2 separate regions of the Homo sapiens genome follow, and region 1 is linked to region 2. A link is an interaction called in ENCODE POLR2A ChIA-PET data of the cell type or tissue named here. Cell type or tissue: GM12878. All regions are shown on one strand. Each heading gives the region's core, and the rest is flanking DNA. Links, peaks and the distances in the headings are about the cores only.

Region 1 (8,343 bases), core at 220-8,219, 60 kb before region 2:
CACCTCATAGTCTCCTTAAAACATAGTCTGATACTTATCGTTGTTAAAACAATTCATGCCTGCTATAGAAAGGCATAAAGGAAGAAATGTCTCTTATCACTAAGAGGTAGCTACCCTTAAGTTTTTTTTATATTTGCTTCCACTGTGTTTTTGTTGTGCATGCTTAACAAAAATCCCAATTTTTTCAGTTATAATTTCATAAAATATTCTCATTATTTCAGATTCTTTGGAAGCATCTTTTCTAATGTATCATGATATGCTGTGGAGTGAATGAATCATAGTTTACTCAGTAATTCCAAAGGAGACGCATTCTGAGGACAGTCTTAATTAAAGGGAGATAAGTAGACACATACACACTTATTTGTATAAAAATATACATGTATGTGTGTATTCACACACATAAAGATATGCATACATACATGTATGTGTGTGTATATACATCCCTCTTTAATTGAAGCTTAACTTCAAGAAAAGGCAAAAAGAAAATATACATACATATTATGTTTATATACATATACACATATGTATCTATTGCATGTGTATGTATGTATTGTGTGTTTGTACATATATACACACATAGATACTCTTGTCTGTCCTTCTTGAGGTGCACTCCAGCTAAAATTCTTTAAGCAAAGTACATTGCAGTTCATTGGGATTAGCTGTGCCTATCTCCCCGTTTTGCAGGAGGGCTTGGGTAGCCTGGTCTCAGGAAGCCTGCTGTTAGGTCTCTGCTATTCCATACATGGGCTTCTTCAAATCCCAAGTCCCCAGTCTCCCACCTGTGTGAGCCTGTGTCAAGATTCTGCATAGCATTGAATGTACCTTTTAACCTGTCTCTCTGGGATGATGAATTATGCTAGTCCGGACATCTCCACCAGTCCTTCCAGAGGAAAGCCCTAAACTGTGATTTATCGGTGCTTGTCACAGATGAGTGCTATTTACTTATGAGGCCTGCATTAGTGCCAGGTCAGTGGGAAAGCCTTTTCATCCCCTGATTCACTGGGCAGCACTTGTCCAACAGTAATGTTCACAGACAGAGCCGGGAGCACAATTTCACAGCCTGGATGCTCCTTTAGTTCGCGTTCAGTCGGCCATGCCATGCTTTGCAGTCACCCATCCCAGCCTCTCCATTACTTGGACGCCCAGCCTTGCTGCTTTGCTCATCACTCGTGACTAGAAATGACGTCCTTTAATGCAACCTGAGTCCTGAGTTTGAATGCGGGCTCCCCTTGCGTGACTTGGTGATATTTGAGAAAGGCATGCATATTGCCTTTCTGTGCTTTTGTTTCCTCAGCTTCTGACTTAGTCTGTTCAGGCCACGGTAACAACAATACCATATGTTGGGTGGCTTGTAAACAACAGATACTTATTTCTCACTGTCTGGAAGCTGGGAAGTCCAAGATCCAGGCACTGGCAGATTCATCATCTGAAGAGGGCCCATTCCTCATAGATGCTGTTTTCTCACTGTGTCCTCATGTGGCAGAAGGAATGCGGGGTCTCTTCAGGGTCTCTTTTATGAGGGCACTAATCCCATTCATGAGGGCTGTGCCCTCACAACCTAATCACCTCCTGAAGACTCTACCTCCTGACACCTCACATTGGGGGTTAGGTATCAACAAAAAATCTGGGGGAGACACAAACATTCAGCCCATAGCAACTTCTTAACAGGAATAAGAGTAAACCACCCCCTACTGAGTTGTTCAGAAGATTCAGGAAGGTGATAAATGAGGAAAAACACTGTAAAATGAAGTAGTATGCCATGTGTATTTATTATTTTAATATATAACTCCACTCATATTTGATTCACATAAATCAGAAACCACACCCAATAATATGTATTTTTTTTTTTTCAGTAAAAATGTATTAACTAAACTTGCTTGGTCAGTGAAGTGAGTGTACCCTTAACTCCCTGATGCCAGCATTATAAACAGTGTCTGTAGTTGGCCTGTACTGGGGGAAAAAGTCACGTGGCTACTTTAGCAAATACTGGGTCCTTTAATTCTCAGCCTTCATTGCAATTGTAAAATTGTCAGAAGTGATAAAGTTGTATTTTTCTTAAATGAAATAAGTGGAGAATTGTTCATTGGCTGGCCCTGTGGTGAGCTCTTCGATCCAACAGTTTTGATGAAACATAGACATGCTCATCTCTGTTTCCAGGGAATATTAGCTCTGTGCTGCTGGTGGTAGAGCTCTAAGGAGGAACAGTGGCAAGTAGGGTAGATATAAAGTGAGCTTTCATGGAGGCAGTGACATTTAGAGCAACACAGTGACCACTGAGTAGCATTATGTGAAAGGCATGTCGATTTGTGACTGCAGGGGACATAGTTTATTGTAGAATGTTGGGGAAGTACAGAAAAGCATAAAGAACAAAAAACAGCTGTATTGCAGCCATGCAGGTGAACTTTGGTTGTATATCTAGGTATTTATTCAGGGTATTTGTGCAGTATCTCCCGTGGGTCAAGTGCTGGGATGCATCAGTGACCAGAATGAAATACCTGCCCTCATGCAGCTGATGTCCTAGAGGGAGTAGAGGAAGACAGGCAATAAATGAGTGATGAATCCTACAGAGAAAAATAAAGGGAGAAGGGCAGTGCCAGAAGTAGGAGATCATGGGGGTGGAAAGAGGAGTTTGGTCTTCTTTTAATAGCTAGTGAAGGAAGGATTCATTTGTAAAGGGCAGCTGGGCAGAGATCTCAAGAAAGAGGTAGTAAGCTATGTGGATATCTGAAGGAAAAATATTTCAGATAAGAAAACAGCAAGTGCAAAGGCCCTGAGGCAAGAATGTGCCTGAAACGTTGCTGCAGCAGCAGATCAGAGTGACTGGAGCAGAGTGAACCAGAGGGGAGAGATGGAAAGTAGGAGAAGCAATAGGGTCAAATCCTGGTCCTGGAACATCTTCCCTTCTCTGTGGGATGCTGTCTTTATTTATGTATAGAACCCTGGGTAGGAATGCCAGCTGATATGTGGAAAATAATGGAAAATGTCAGTTTGAGATAAGGGAGGTGACAACTTCCACGGCCTTGGCCTTTGTGTTTTCAGTTGAGCTCATCTACATGGAGGCAGTGTGTTGTGATGGAGACAGCATGGGTGTTGGAATTGTAGGACTTGTGTTCAACTCTTGACTGTGTCCTGGCCAGCCCTGCATCCTTGGGCAGATCACTTAGCTTCTTGGATCTCAGTCTCTTCACCTATAAAACGTAACTAATACAGGGTTTTTGAGAGACTTATAATGCACAGTATGTACTCAATCCAAGCCATTTTGCCTGTATCTATTAATATAGGAAATTGCTGTAGTTTTTCTCATGATGGAAATAAATATGATCTAGTACAGCTAACTCTCAATTATTTTTTCTTAGATGCTGCTGTTTCATCTAGTACCATATGGTTCGATAAAGAAGCCAAAAGACATATGTGGCCATTTAAATTTAAATTCATTGAAATTAAATAAGATTAAATGCTCAATTCCTCAGTCATACTAGTGATATTTCAAGAGGTCATTAGCCCAGTGGCTACTGTTTTGGGCAGTGCAGAATAGGGACCATTTCCAGCACCACTTTTTGAGATGGAGTGTCGCTCTGTCACCCAGGCTGGAGTGCAGTGCTATCTCGGCTCACTGCAAGCTCCGCCTCCCGGGTTCATGCCATTCTCCTGCCTCAGCCTCCCGAGTAGCTGGGACTACAGGCGCATGCCACCACGCCCGGCTAATTTTTTTGTATTTTTAGTAGAGACGGGGTTTCACCGTGTTAGCGAGGATGGTCTCGATCTCCTGACCTCATGATCCACCCGCCTCGGCCTCCCAAAGTGCTGGGATTACAGGCGTGAGCCACCACGCCCGGTGCATCGTTGAAAGTTTTATTGGATGGCGCTGCCCTACAGCAAGTGTCAAGCTTCTGCTTATTCCGAGCTCTTGTCTGTGTATAGGGAAAGTGGTATTACCTTTCTTTATGGTAGTATTCATGATTCATACCAGGAGCACACTCACACTGGGGAGGGGCAAGGTGGGATTTCAGAGCCCCATGACAGGTTTCCTGAATCAGAATTTCTGTGGGTAAGTCCCAGGGATCTGCCTCTTTTTTTTCACTTCCTCTGTGATTCTGATGCAGGCTAAAGTTTGAGATTTGAAGCTCTAGAGGGCATTGTCAGAATTTATTAAAGCATGTAGTCCATCCTAAAATGCTCAGATGATGCAAGCTACAGAATTGCAGAATATTAGTACTAATTGCATATTGCTTTGGTGGATCACTTTCCTTCATCATGGTCCACTTGAGATTAAACTAATTTGTTGGGCTCTGTGAACTCCCCTGGAGACAGCATTTCATGTGCTCTAATAAAAGCTGCCAAAGTCTTATTTGTGCTTTCAAAATATTCCTGAAATAAATGGTGCTGTGTGTTCGTTTATTAGATTTATTTAAAGAAATAAGCCCAATACCCAATGGCCTACAATGTGCATCAAAAAAAAAAAAAAAAAAAAAAAAAAAAAAAATTCAACAAACCAACTGCAGAATTGAATGAAACAGCAGTGGCCACAGTTTTCTTAAAAGAATGTGCCAGATGGGTACTGGTCACAGGGGATTACTAGTGACCCTAGTAATAAACAAGATTACAAGAAGATAAACAAGATTAAAATGAAATTATTTCTTACTCCAAATCAGGATTTTCCGCCGTGTTTGCAGCAGCGACTCTGAGGGAAATGTGGCCTGCAAAGAGTTTACTGTCATGGTGCCAGTTTCGTGTTTGTCCAGTGATAAATCAGTGGATTTATGGGTTTAATTACCTCTTATTGCCAACTCCCTTCCTATCTGAATATACGAATTTAAAAGTTAGGATGTGTATCTACAGGTAGTAAAATACCATTTTGTTCTTTCTCAGTGGCTGAATCCTGTATGGAATGAAAATCAAAGGAAAATCTTAAAGATGCGTCAGTGCATTACGCTGTAGAGATTCATGTGCAGAAGACTAGCTGGCTATGCACTAGTTCTGTCCTGGGAAGGGCTTCGTTCTAACAATTGTTTTCTCTGGAAGGTGATGGGTGACTCCATCTTTTCAGATCACATCCACACCCATGGTAGCTGCCCCAGCATTTTGGTCTGGCTCCTCCAACTTTTTTTTTTTTTTTTTTTTTTTTTTTTTTTTTTTTTTTTTTTTTAACTACACCAGTGAATGGACAGCATAGGGTTTTCCTATGAAACCAAGCTCCTTCCTTTTCTGGATGCTGAGCAACACTTTTAGGGGTTTAGCTTAGGGTAGTTCCCATTCGAAACTCTCCTCAGGGGTAATTAAGACTGTTCAGCTTCACCCCCTTTAGTCTGCAGTTTCTTGCTTTGGAAAATATTCCTTCCTCATCCCTCATCCAGAGACCTCTACTGTGTTAGGATTCTCATGGTTACACATGAATGAAATTTAGTTCAGGCTGGCTTACATACAAAGCCGAGTTATTGTTCCCTGTAATTTGAAAGTTCTTTGTTGGACTTCAGGCATGGCTGCATCCAGGCTTGCACTCGCTTTCTCCTCTCTCTTGGCTGCAGCTCCTTTGGCACATTGGATTTATTCTCAGAGATGCTTTTATCACATGACTGGGAAGATCTTCTCTGGCAGTTCCAAGCCAGCCTCTTCCTAATAGGGCCATGTGGAGAGAGAACCCTTTCTCTCTGGCATCCACATGCAAACAGGAAGGGTTTTTACCAAGCTGTGAAGGTCATGCATCCATTCCTTGATGCATTGCTGTGGCAAGGAGTGTGAGCTCACAGTGGCCAGCCTGGCTGGGGGTGTGGTCAGCCATGCCTGGACCTTACGTAAATGGTTTGCTTGGAAGAAGGGGGAAGCCTGTGGGACAGATAAAACAGAGGTCCTCTCCACCACTCCAGGCAGGGCATGTCCAAGCCTCCCATCAGCTTTCATTTGCATGGAGTTCTCATAGCTCAGCTTACCCCTCTCCTTGCTCAAGGGAGCTCCGTTATTTGCTGCATTTGGTTCTAGCCTGGACATATAAAGCAGTCTTATAGGTGTGAACTCCTTTGCCCATACCTGACCTCAGTTGTGGTGGCCTCCTGGAGTTGCCATGGAAACACCATGATGTCAGGGCCTGTTCTGATTCTGGTTTGTAGGACCTGGGAGATCTTACTGACCTTTCAGGTGAAGGAATTACACACTTGCAACCTGCCTGTGCCCCTCCCTGGCTGTGTAAAGTTAACTCTTTTGAGCCTCACGTTTTTCATCTTTCAAATAGGGCCAGTAATCATAGCTAGATTAGAGGACTGTTGTGAGAATTAAATCAAATTTGGGACAGAGAGCTTGCTTAGCCTGTTGCCTGTCATGTGGTTGGTGCCCATCCCTGGTGGCTCTGCTCCTCCAGTGTCTGTCTGCTCTTTTCTGGGCTGGCATGCATGCTTCTGCTGAGGCAGATGGATGGATTTCCTATTCTATAGATCACCAGGTAGTTCAGGGAGGTGGTCAATTGTGCTGTTAAGCATGTGGGTTCTGGATCAAGACTACCAGGTGAATCTAGGCTCTGGCTTTTACCAGCTGTGTGTCCTCAGGCCAACCCCCAAATTCCTCTGTGCTTAGTTACTTCACTTGAAAAATAAAAGAGAGAGTAATGAGGATTACATCAATTGAGATGTTTTATGCACTTGGAAAGATACCAGCACTTAGTAAGCGATCAATATGTTAATTACTACTTGTGCCAGTACTAGGCTTCCCTTGTGCCTTTCTGGCTTTCCAGACCTGTCAGGGTTGAGACTAGACAAGGGCCCCGCTTCTCCCTAACTGTGGGATGTACGCCTTCAGCAGTTCACCTGGTATTAGGAAACCTGTCCGTTCTGCCATATGAAGGTTTCCCTGGAAATACCTTTTTCTGGCTCAGAGTATTTCTTTATTTACAACTAAGCAGTGGCCCATGTCAATCATATCAAGACATCAGAATAGCCTGTTTCTGTTTCACTTATTTCTCAAACCTTTATTAAAATGTGATACGCATGTGTGCAAAGTACATGAATAGAATGGACTTACCACAAAGTGAGCACACCCATGTAACCATCCCTGAGATCAAGAAACAGAATATTACTGTTACTCCAAAAGCCTCGCTCATGCTCCCCTAATTGTATTCTCCTCCTGACTCCTTTCACCTCCCTTGTTTCCAAAGGATACTGCTGTTCTAACTTTTCATCATATGTTAGTTTTGCCCTTTTTTGAACTTTATATAGATGGATAGATGGACTCACACAGTTTATATTCTTCTATGTCTGGCCTTTTGTCAGTCACTGTTATGTAGGTAATATCATCTCTGGTAATGCATAGCAATTTTTTTTTATGTGTAAAATTCAGTTGTGTGAACATAACACAATGTCCATTTGATTAATATTCCTGGTGGATATTTGAGTTTTTTCAAATGAGGGTAATTTTGAGTATTTCTGCTTATGAACATTTCTGTTGAGATCTTTTTGTATTCCTGTACTCATTTCCATTGGGTAAAATCCTAGGGTTGGAGTTGCTGGGCTGTGAGGTTCATGTGCTTATCTTCAGTTCCTATTGCCAAACAGTTTTCTGAAGCAGCTGTAGCACTTTAATGCTGCCCTCCTGCCAGCAGTGTGCAGGAGTTCCAGTTGCTCCACATCTTTTCTTATGCTCGGTATGGCCATTATCTTTTAGTTTTTAGGCATTCTGGTATATTTTGGCCTATGGGTATCCTATTTTGTAAAGTGCCTATTCATACTTTCTGTGTCTTATTTTTAATTGGATTATCTGTCTTTTTCTTATTGATTGGTATAAGTTCTATATGCAAGCCATTTGTTGGTTTTAAGTGATGCAAGTATCTTCTCTCTCACTATGTGGCTTGGCTTTTCACTCTCTTTTTGGTGTTTTTTTGAGGTGGGAGATGCTTTATGAATTTTATTCTTTGCATGCTCATTCCCGTATGCATTTTAAAGCAAGATCTGGGAAAATGTGGTTTTCCTCCTCTTGTTGAGCAGGATATACAGCTCTAATGGCTTTGTTCTAGCTTCAACCAACACATCTCTAGCTGGGAAACTTGTTGTCTTTCTCCCCTGAATTGCTGCTTCTTTATGATAAAAAAGTACCACTTTCTCCCACCTTTGCCTCTGGCTTACATGTTAGACCTCTTTTTAAAGGACTCATTTCCACTGGGTAAAATCCAAAGAGTCACTGACTCTTTGGATCATATTTTAGACCATGGAACCAGAATGTGCCGTGTTTTAAAGAAAAGCAACAAGCCAATCAAGTATTTCCTTTAACCATTTTCCCTTAAAATAGTTATATGATGAGCAGGCCTTGGAAAGAAAAAAAGGAGGTAAGGGTTAAAATACATATAATTTATAATCATTTATT
Region 2 (8,343 bases), core at 111-8,110:
CTCATCTGCACACAGTGCCACCAAATGGAGGAAATAATGATAATTCACTTAACCTGAAAGGCAATTAATGATTTCCATGCAATTACCAGTTGCTTGCCCTTCCCTTTCGGTGCAGAATTCATTCCATTGGCATCGCTGATTTACAAAAGGCAGACTGCTAGCAAGCTAATTGGGTGAAGTCATTATAGAGGACAGTGTGGCTGTGAGCTGGAGCAGTGCTAAAGTGGTTTTCGATAACAGGCCTCTCATCCCTGCGTTGGTCCTCACCCCAGAGTAATTAGATCTGAATGGTATTGGTTGGGGGCTGTGAGGGTGCTATGGGTTTACCAGTGACCAAGTATAGTTTGCTGAAATGAGCTCTTCATTATATTCAGGTATCTTGTCCAGTTCAGGAAGCTCCCAGGCCTGACATATTTCTGTGCTCAGTAGATGTTTTCCTGCTGTGCATCTATATGTGTGACCAGTGGGGAATTGATAAGGGAAAGGAACCAGTTTTTAGGGTCTGCAGAGTGTGTACTTGTATGAGCTGATTCTAAACCATTCCCTCCCCAATCCAGGTCAGATATGACCATAGCCCCAGTCTACATCTCTATACCTCAGGACCTAAGGGCTGGAGACTAGGTTTGGTAGAGCTCAAAGAAACCTGGGCAAGCATGCTCTTATGTACATCTATGCACAGCCTGCCTCTAACATTTGTGGGGCCTACAGGGAGAGTTTAAGCAGAGGTTCACATACCTCCTGTCTAAATAACTAAATCATAAATCAGGCTAACCCACTGTTAAACAATAACATGTGTTCTGTCCTCCTTCCTTGGCAGCTTAACCCTGATAATGCTTGGGGTGTGGCTGTGTGAAAAGAGCTCCCATTCACTGACCACCATTGGCTTCATCCTACTCCATGAAGGGCCTGGTGTGCATGCCGGCAGACAGCCAGCAAGGTGCTGATTGTAACCCCCTCGTCACTGCAAACCACTGCCCCATGGCCTCTCCTGGGCCTAGAGGGCCCTCACTGGCAGCTTAGGCCACCTCAAAAGGATAGACCTGGAGGACAGGCCAGATAGTCATGGAAGGTGGCTCAGGGCCATTTGGGCAGAAAATTCTGGGATCTCAGGGACCAAGGACATGGGCTGGAAAGGCAAAGCATGAGCTCTGGCTGGTCATTTTTTTCTAAGCCCTACAGAAGCCCCACCGCCCTGGGAGGGACGCAGTCAGATCAGGCACAGAGTGGAGGCTCTCCCTGCCTGTGTCTGAGCATGATGCTGGACTTGCAAAATGTTAGCATAGTTTCATTTATCCGGGGCCTCCATCAAAGGAGAGGCTTTAAACACAGACTTTCATGTTCATGTATACACCCCCCACAGACATTAACATGTACGGATGATCAGAAGCCGAACCACCTATGTGAGCTGCCTGCCTCTTGTACTCACACATTCCATCCTTACACACTAACAGACTCCTATACTCCTAGTGGTCATATCTGTACTACTCTTATGTATAAACACACACTCTTTGTAGTTCTCACTTGTCTGCCACACTGTGGCATTCATACCCAGACCCCTGTTGCAAATCTTCACACAGAGCAGTGTTTTCACACAGACACGTGCATCTACCTGCTCACACATGTGTGTATACCCACCAACATTTCACTTGTATACATACCTCCAAACGTAGGCATCTTTCTGCCCATACTCATTTCTCTAACATGTAGCCACACTTTATCTGGGCATGTTTTTCTTGTCAGCACTTGTGATCATTGGTATTACCAGGACTCAGGTTGAAACTAGTGGTTGAAATAAGGCGTTAAGGTTTTGCGTGCAGTTATTTTACAGAGGTTCTACTTATGACTCATGAGTGAATAATGAATACCGGCCACATTGTTTTTCCTGATGACCATAAGGTAATCTGAACATAAACACCCTTTTACCTTGTCTCTCTAGGTGACACACTCCCTCTGAAGGTTTACACTTGCCATCCAACAGGTCAGAGGACTTGGCCATGGCTCCCTGACCTGGATATTTTAGGACAGTATTCAGCATTCCTTACAACATCCTACATCAAAGAAACCATGCAGGAAAGACAAAGTGACGCTAGATCTTCCTGGGAGCCTCAGCTCCCACTTTGCCAATGATTCAGCCCCAAATGTCTGGTCCCCAGGTCACTGCCTACTAGAAGGAGCAGACACAAAGCATGCACTTGGTTTTGTCACTTCCGTAGCAGTACTGTCTCTGAGATGAAATAATATGTGCTCAGTGAGGCACTTCCAGGTCAGCAATATTTAGGCAAAAACCCTTTAATGTCAGTGTTGTAAGATGTTCATCTCTCTGATGAGCAATTTTTATTGGAAGAATGTTTGGTATTTAGTAATATACTTGTCAAACCTAAGAAACACATTAGTACATCACTAATTAACTAAACTCCAGACTTCGATCAGTTGGTGAACATGGTGTTTTTCAGGCTGCCTCTCTGTAAAGCCATGATTTCCCCTTTCCCTACTCTTCTTTGGAGGCAAGTCACTAACCCTAGCCCACCCTCAAGGGGAGGAGGGGAGGAATTAAGGTCTGTTTCCTGTAGGGACCAGCGTCTACATATATTATTTAGAATTGTATTGAAAGAAATATCTCACTCACCCTAACTTTTAAAAAGATACAATGGGATATGATATGATTTATGGCCTGGACAAGATCGTATAGACTTGTTTCTTTCTGCTCTTCTCTGTTAAATATGATAATAAACGCTGGAAATAGCACAAGAGGCAACCAAAAGAGAATGATGAAAGTGGTAAGAAGGTGAGCTGGTTTGGGAGTCCAGTGCTGGAAAGGCGATGCAGCAGCAGGGCATCTACATCCTCCCCTTGCCCAACAGGAGAAGGTGGCCCAGGCATGGTGTTTCCTGACCCACCACCCAGCAGAAGAAAGCAGCCCCAGCAGGGTAAGAGGCTGAACCCAGCCCCAGGGTAAGAGGCTAAGGGAAATACTGGCCTCCCTGCTGGTCCTGAGAATCCTGTCCTCTACTGAGAGAGGCCACAGTGTCTGGGGGCCATCAGCAGAACAGGCCCCACAATAAGTGGCCTGGTATGGGAAGCCTCTTTATCCCTGTGAGCTCAAAACTCCTTTTCCCTACCCAGAGACACCTGGGCAGCTGGGGACACTGGCAGAGGGCACTCAGGATGTCTTCTCATCCTCATGGACCTCAGACTGTCCTTTCCAGCCAGGTGACACTAGATGGCCTGGTCTGAGGAAACCCTTTGCCTTGAAGAACAAGGCAAGAATGTCTGCTCTCACCACTCTTATTCATCCTAGTACTGGAAATTGTGGTCACTGCAGTGAGGCAAGAAAAATAAATAAAGGGCACTGGAAGAAATAAAGCTGTGCCTATTGGCAGATCACATAGTTGTGTAGTAAATCCCAAGAAATTTTTTTTAAAGGAAATACAGCCTCCTAGAATCAGTAAGTGAGATCGGCAAAGTCACAGGATACAAGATCAATAACCAAAAAAAAAAAAAAAAAAAAAAAAAGTGCATATCCTCATACTAACAATGAATATGTGAAAATTGAAGTTAATATCATGTATAATTACTCCAAAGAAAAAGAAATATTTAGATATACACTTAAGACATGTATAGCAGGGGTCCCCAGTCCCCAGGCCATGGACTAGTACTGGTCCATGGCCTGTTAGGAACAGGGTCACACAGCAGGAGGTGAGCGACAGGTGAGCAAGCAGAGCTTTATCTGTATTTACAGTCACTCCCCATTGCTTGCATCACTGCCTGAGCTCCACCTCCTGTCAGATCAGCAGCAGCATTAGATTCTCATAGGCACATGAACCCTGTTGTGAACTGCACATGTTAGGGGTCTAGGTTGTGCTCTTCTTATGAGAATCTAATGCCTGATGATCTGTCACTGTCTCTCATCATCCCCAGATGGAACCATTTAGATTCAGGAAAATAAGCTCAGGGCTCCCACTGATTCTATGTTATGGTGAGTTGTATAATTATTTCATATGTATGTAATAATAGAAATAAAGTACACAATAAATATAATGTACTTGAATCATCCTGAAACCATCCCTGCCTGCCCCTCCCCTGGTCCATGGAAAAACTGTCTTCTATGAAACAAGTCCCTGGTGCCAAAAAGGGTGAGGACTGCTGATATTTAGGATCGGTATTCTGAATATTGTCAAATGGTGATGCAGGTCTAGAAAGGAGTCCAAGTAGGCAAATACAATGAGCAGGACTGGGATTAACCACAGTATGTTCCATGTAGCCTGAAACAAAGATCTTCCCTCCATCCATGATAGTGCGGAATAACACATCTATTTCAACTGACAAATACAAATTGTATTATATTTACAGTGTAAAAAACACTGATGATAGAAATCAAAGAAGACCTGAATGAACAGAAAGACATATCTCGTTAATGGATTTGGAGACTTAACATGGTAAAGATGTTCATTTTCTCCAAATTGCTATACAGGTTCAATGAAATTCCTATCAAAATTGCAGCAAGGTTTTTTGGTAAACATGGATAAGGTTATTCTGAAAATTTATATGGAAAGGCACAGGCCCTAGAATAGCTAAAGTGATTTTGACAAAGAAGAATAAAGTAGGAGGAATCACTCTACCTGATTTTAAGGCTTACTGTATAGCTACAGTAATCAAGACAGTGTGGTACTGGCAGGGGGATAGACACATGGATCCGTGAAACAGAATAGATAACCCAGAAAGAGAGCCAGGCAAATATACTCAACTGCTTTTTGACAAAGGTGCAATTCAAGGGAGAAAAGACAGCCTTTCCAATAAGTGATGCGGGAGCAGCTGGACATTCATAGGCAAAGAAACGAATCTGGACCGAAGCCTCATCCATAGACAGAAATTCACTCAAAATGCATCATGAACTTAAATGTAAAATTTAAAACTATACAACTTTTAGGAAAAAAACATTAAAAATCTTCAGGATTTAGGCCTAGACAAAGAATTCAGACTTGACACCAAAAACCTGATTCATAAGAGGAAAGTTTGGTAAACTGGGCTTATTAAAAAATTTTTAAAAAAGGGTGAAAAACTCTGTTAAGAAGTGAAAAGACAAACTAGACTGGAAAATATTTGCAAATCACATATCTTACAGGTGGCAAGTGTTGAGAATATGTAAAGAACTCTTAAAACTCAAGAGTGAAAAAACAAGCCAATCTGAAATGAGTAAAAGATATGAAGAGACATTCACCAAGGAGAATATATACAGATGGCATGTAAGAACATGAAATGATGTTCACCATCATCAGGGAAATGCAAGTTAAAGTGTAACAGTGGGATATCACTAGACACCTAACAGAATGGCTAAAGTGAAAAATAGTGGCAACACCCAATGCTGGCAAGGTTGTGGAGAAACTGAATAACTCCTGTGTTCCTGGTGGGAATGTAAAGTGACATAGTCACTGTGGAATGCTAGTACCATACAGGGCAGCAATTGCACTCTTGAGCATTTATCCCAGAGAAATGAAAATGTATGTTCATGTAAGAACCTGCACATGAGTGTTTATTAGCAGCTTTATTTACAATAGCTACAATCTGGAATCAGGCCAGAGGGCCTTCAGTGAGTGAGTGGTTAAACCAGCTGTAGCATATCCATACCATGGAATAGTACTTTGCAATAATAAAGGAATGCACTGCTGATACATGCAACATCCTGGGTGAATCTTCAGGAAATTTTGCTGAGTGAAAAAAGTCAGTCCCCAAAATGTTAGACTGTATAATTATATAATATTTTTGAAATGCCCACATTTTAGAAATGGAGAAAAGATTGATAGTTGCCAGGGGTTAGGGATAGTAGGGGAACAAGGGGGCAGGGTCAGCAGGAAGGTGGGTGGGTTATAAAAGGGTGACACCAGCCGGGTGCGGTGGCTCACGCCTATAATCCCAGCACTTTGGGAGGCTGAAGTGGGTCTCCATCACCTGAGGACAGGAGTTCGAGACCAGCCTGGCCAACATGGTGAAACCCTGCCTCTACTAAAAATACAAAAATTAGCTGGTTGTGGTGGCGCATGCCTATAATCTCAGCTACTCAGGAGGCTGAGGCAGGAGGATCACTTGAACCCGGGAAGGTGGAGGTTACAGTGAGCCAAGATCATGCCATTATACTCCAGCCTGGGGGACAAGAGTGAAACTCCATCTCAAAAAAAAAAAAGGGGGTAACACCAGGGATCCTTGTGGTGATGGAACTGTTTTGTATTTGACCATGGTAGTGGATACAGGAAGGTATACATGTGATGGAATTTTGTGGAACTAGGCATACATACACACACATACACAAATAGTGCAAATACAGTTATACTTAGTTTTGTAAGAAGTCACTTTCTGGGGAGGTTGGGTAAAGGAAAATGGAATGTTTTGTAAGAAGTCACTTTCTGGGGAGGTTGGGTAAAGGAAAATGGAATGTCTCTGGATTATTTCTTACAACTGCATATGAATCCACAATGATCTCAACAAAAAAATTCAATAAAAAGATATGATGTGATGTGATCAGGTTTAATATATTTTGAAAGTATTCAAAATGATCAAACAGGTCCTATTATAATATTTTCAGAAAAGGATATAGAAAAGGACTAAACAATGTGACATCTGAAATTCCTATCCCCAAAGTTGATAGATAAATAGGAAATAATTTAATACATATCAGTTTAATTCTGATGCTATATATTTTTTAAAATGAAGTTTTACTTTTCTTCTTACAGAAGTAGTAAAGACTCTTTATGTTTAAAATTTCCAAATAAACACAAGGAATAAAATAAACATTACCTATGAGTGTTTGCTTTTTAATAGACAGCCCAGGCTGTGGTGTTTTGTTTTGCTCTCGCTGTTTCCTTCTAACATTCATTTTGCAGGAAGCTGATGGGGCGATTTTTCTTTCCAAGGAGAATCCCCAAGTCCTTGGGTGTGAATGTCTTTTTCTGACTGGCTGGGTCTGTCTTTCTGCAGGGATGCTATTGGTTTGAGACAAGGCTCTTGCACAAAGTTTAAGAAGTTAGCTACCCAAGAGACTACAACCAAGCATGCATCTTACGTGCACTCAGTGGCTCTGAGTTTATGTTAGGTTGTTGCCAAAAGATGTTTGCATATAAAGAAAGATGGGGCAAGCTTAGTTTCCAGAGTATCCAATCTTGTCTCTGACTGGCCCCTTTTGTTAAGAGTGGAGCATGGGCGAGTCTTGCATTGCCTTTCCTTCATTGGCCAAAGGCTGCCTTCATTGTCACTACTCTACAGCAGGGGTCCCCTACCCATGGGCTGCACAGCAGGAGGTGAGCGGCAGGGTGAGTGAGCCTTACTGCCTGAGCTCTGCCTCCTGTCAGATCAGTTGCGGTATTAGATTCTCATAGGAGTACGAACCCTATTGTGAGCTGTACATGTGAGGGACCTAGGTTGTGCACTCCTTATGAGAATCTAATGCCTGATGATTTGAGGTGGAACAGTTTCATCCTGAAACCATCTCTGTGCACCCCCTTCCCCCAACCCCACCTCCTGGTCTGTGGAAAAATTTGCTTCCACGAACTGGTCCCTGGTGCCAAAAAGGCTGGGGACTGCTGCTCTACAGCACAGTGACAAGGCTGCTCCTAGCTTAATACATCTCTCGTCTGAGCCCCCTGTTATGGACATCTGTTGTTTGGTCTGACCAGACATTAGCCATCCACCTTTCTAGCAGATGGGTCTCTCCTCTTGCCTAATCTTGTGATTCAAGTGAGAGTGTCATCTTCCCATAGGGTCTGTCTCCTGATCAAAAGGAGTGACTGGGGGCCTGAGAGCTACCAGAGGTGTCTCTAGGACCTGGTACTAGACTAGCCTCTGGTACCAGTCATCCTCGAGACCAGCCCCCCTTTTAGCTGTTTGTTTTTATGAGCTAGGGAGGTGTATTCCTTGGCTGAGCTAGTTCACATTGAGTTTCCTTCACATGCATTCACATGTCCCAATTCATACTTTTGCCAAGATCAATATACATTATTTTCTTTTTTTCTCCCCTTTATCTTACTGTTCTTAACTATAAATGGAAAGGCAAAAATAAGTTCATCATTTTATTCTGTCTGTAAGTTTCCTGCTGTATCCCAGTCAAGATAGGTTGAAGATTCCCATTGTATGTCTACTGGGGATGATGCTTTTCCAGGAGCAGCTGCAGTCTGACCACAAATTCCCCTAATCAGAATTTAAGAAGGCCTGGACTGGGCAGCCCAGGTTGCTCCCAGTGCCTGTATTTGCAGTGCGTGAGCTCGGCTGGTTACTGGAAGCCACCCAGGGTAAGTTCTAACAAATTCATGAATCAAGACCAATGCGGGATTGCAGAAGTATATTTAGATTGTTCCT

The links. ChIA-PET counts read pairs that join two places held together with the same protein. Peaks named below come from ENCODE experiments on the same cell type or tissue, not always from the same donor. Only the 100,000 strongest peaks of a DNase experiment are listed, where the experiment ranks them.
Region 1: POLR2A ChIA-PET joins it to region 2 with 11 read pairs; 2 of 35 experiments call an interaction of 5 or more read pairs at or near these places.

Annotation. Positions count from the first base shown.
Region 1 is chr5:137,289,230-137,297,572 of GRCh38, reverse strand. All of the region lies in intron 2 of SPOCK1 (SPARC (osteonectin), cwcv and kazal like domains proteoglycan 1), which reads left to right. Among named protein-coding and RNA genes, the nearest start is that of SPOCK1, 210 kb to the left of the region's middle. In GM12878, for the core only: no CTCF peak of the experiment used is centred there; a DNase peak (open chromatin) is centred at 4,050.
Region 2 is chr5:137,228,884-137,237,226 of GRCh38, reverse strand. All of the region lies in intron 3 of SPOCK1 (SPARC (osteonectin), cwcv and kazal like domains proteoglycan 1), which reads left to right. Among named protein-coding and RNA genes, the nearest start is that of SPOCK1, 270 kb to the left of the region's middle. RefSeq lists an enhancer at 1,412-2,611. In GM12878, for the core only: no CTCF peak of the experiment used is centred there; a DNase peak (open chromatin) is centred at 1,793; H3K27me3 peaks cover 120 bases.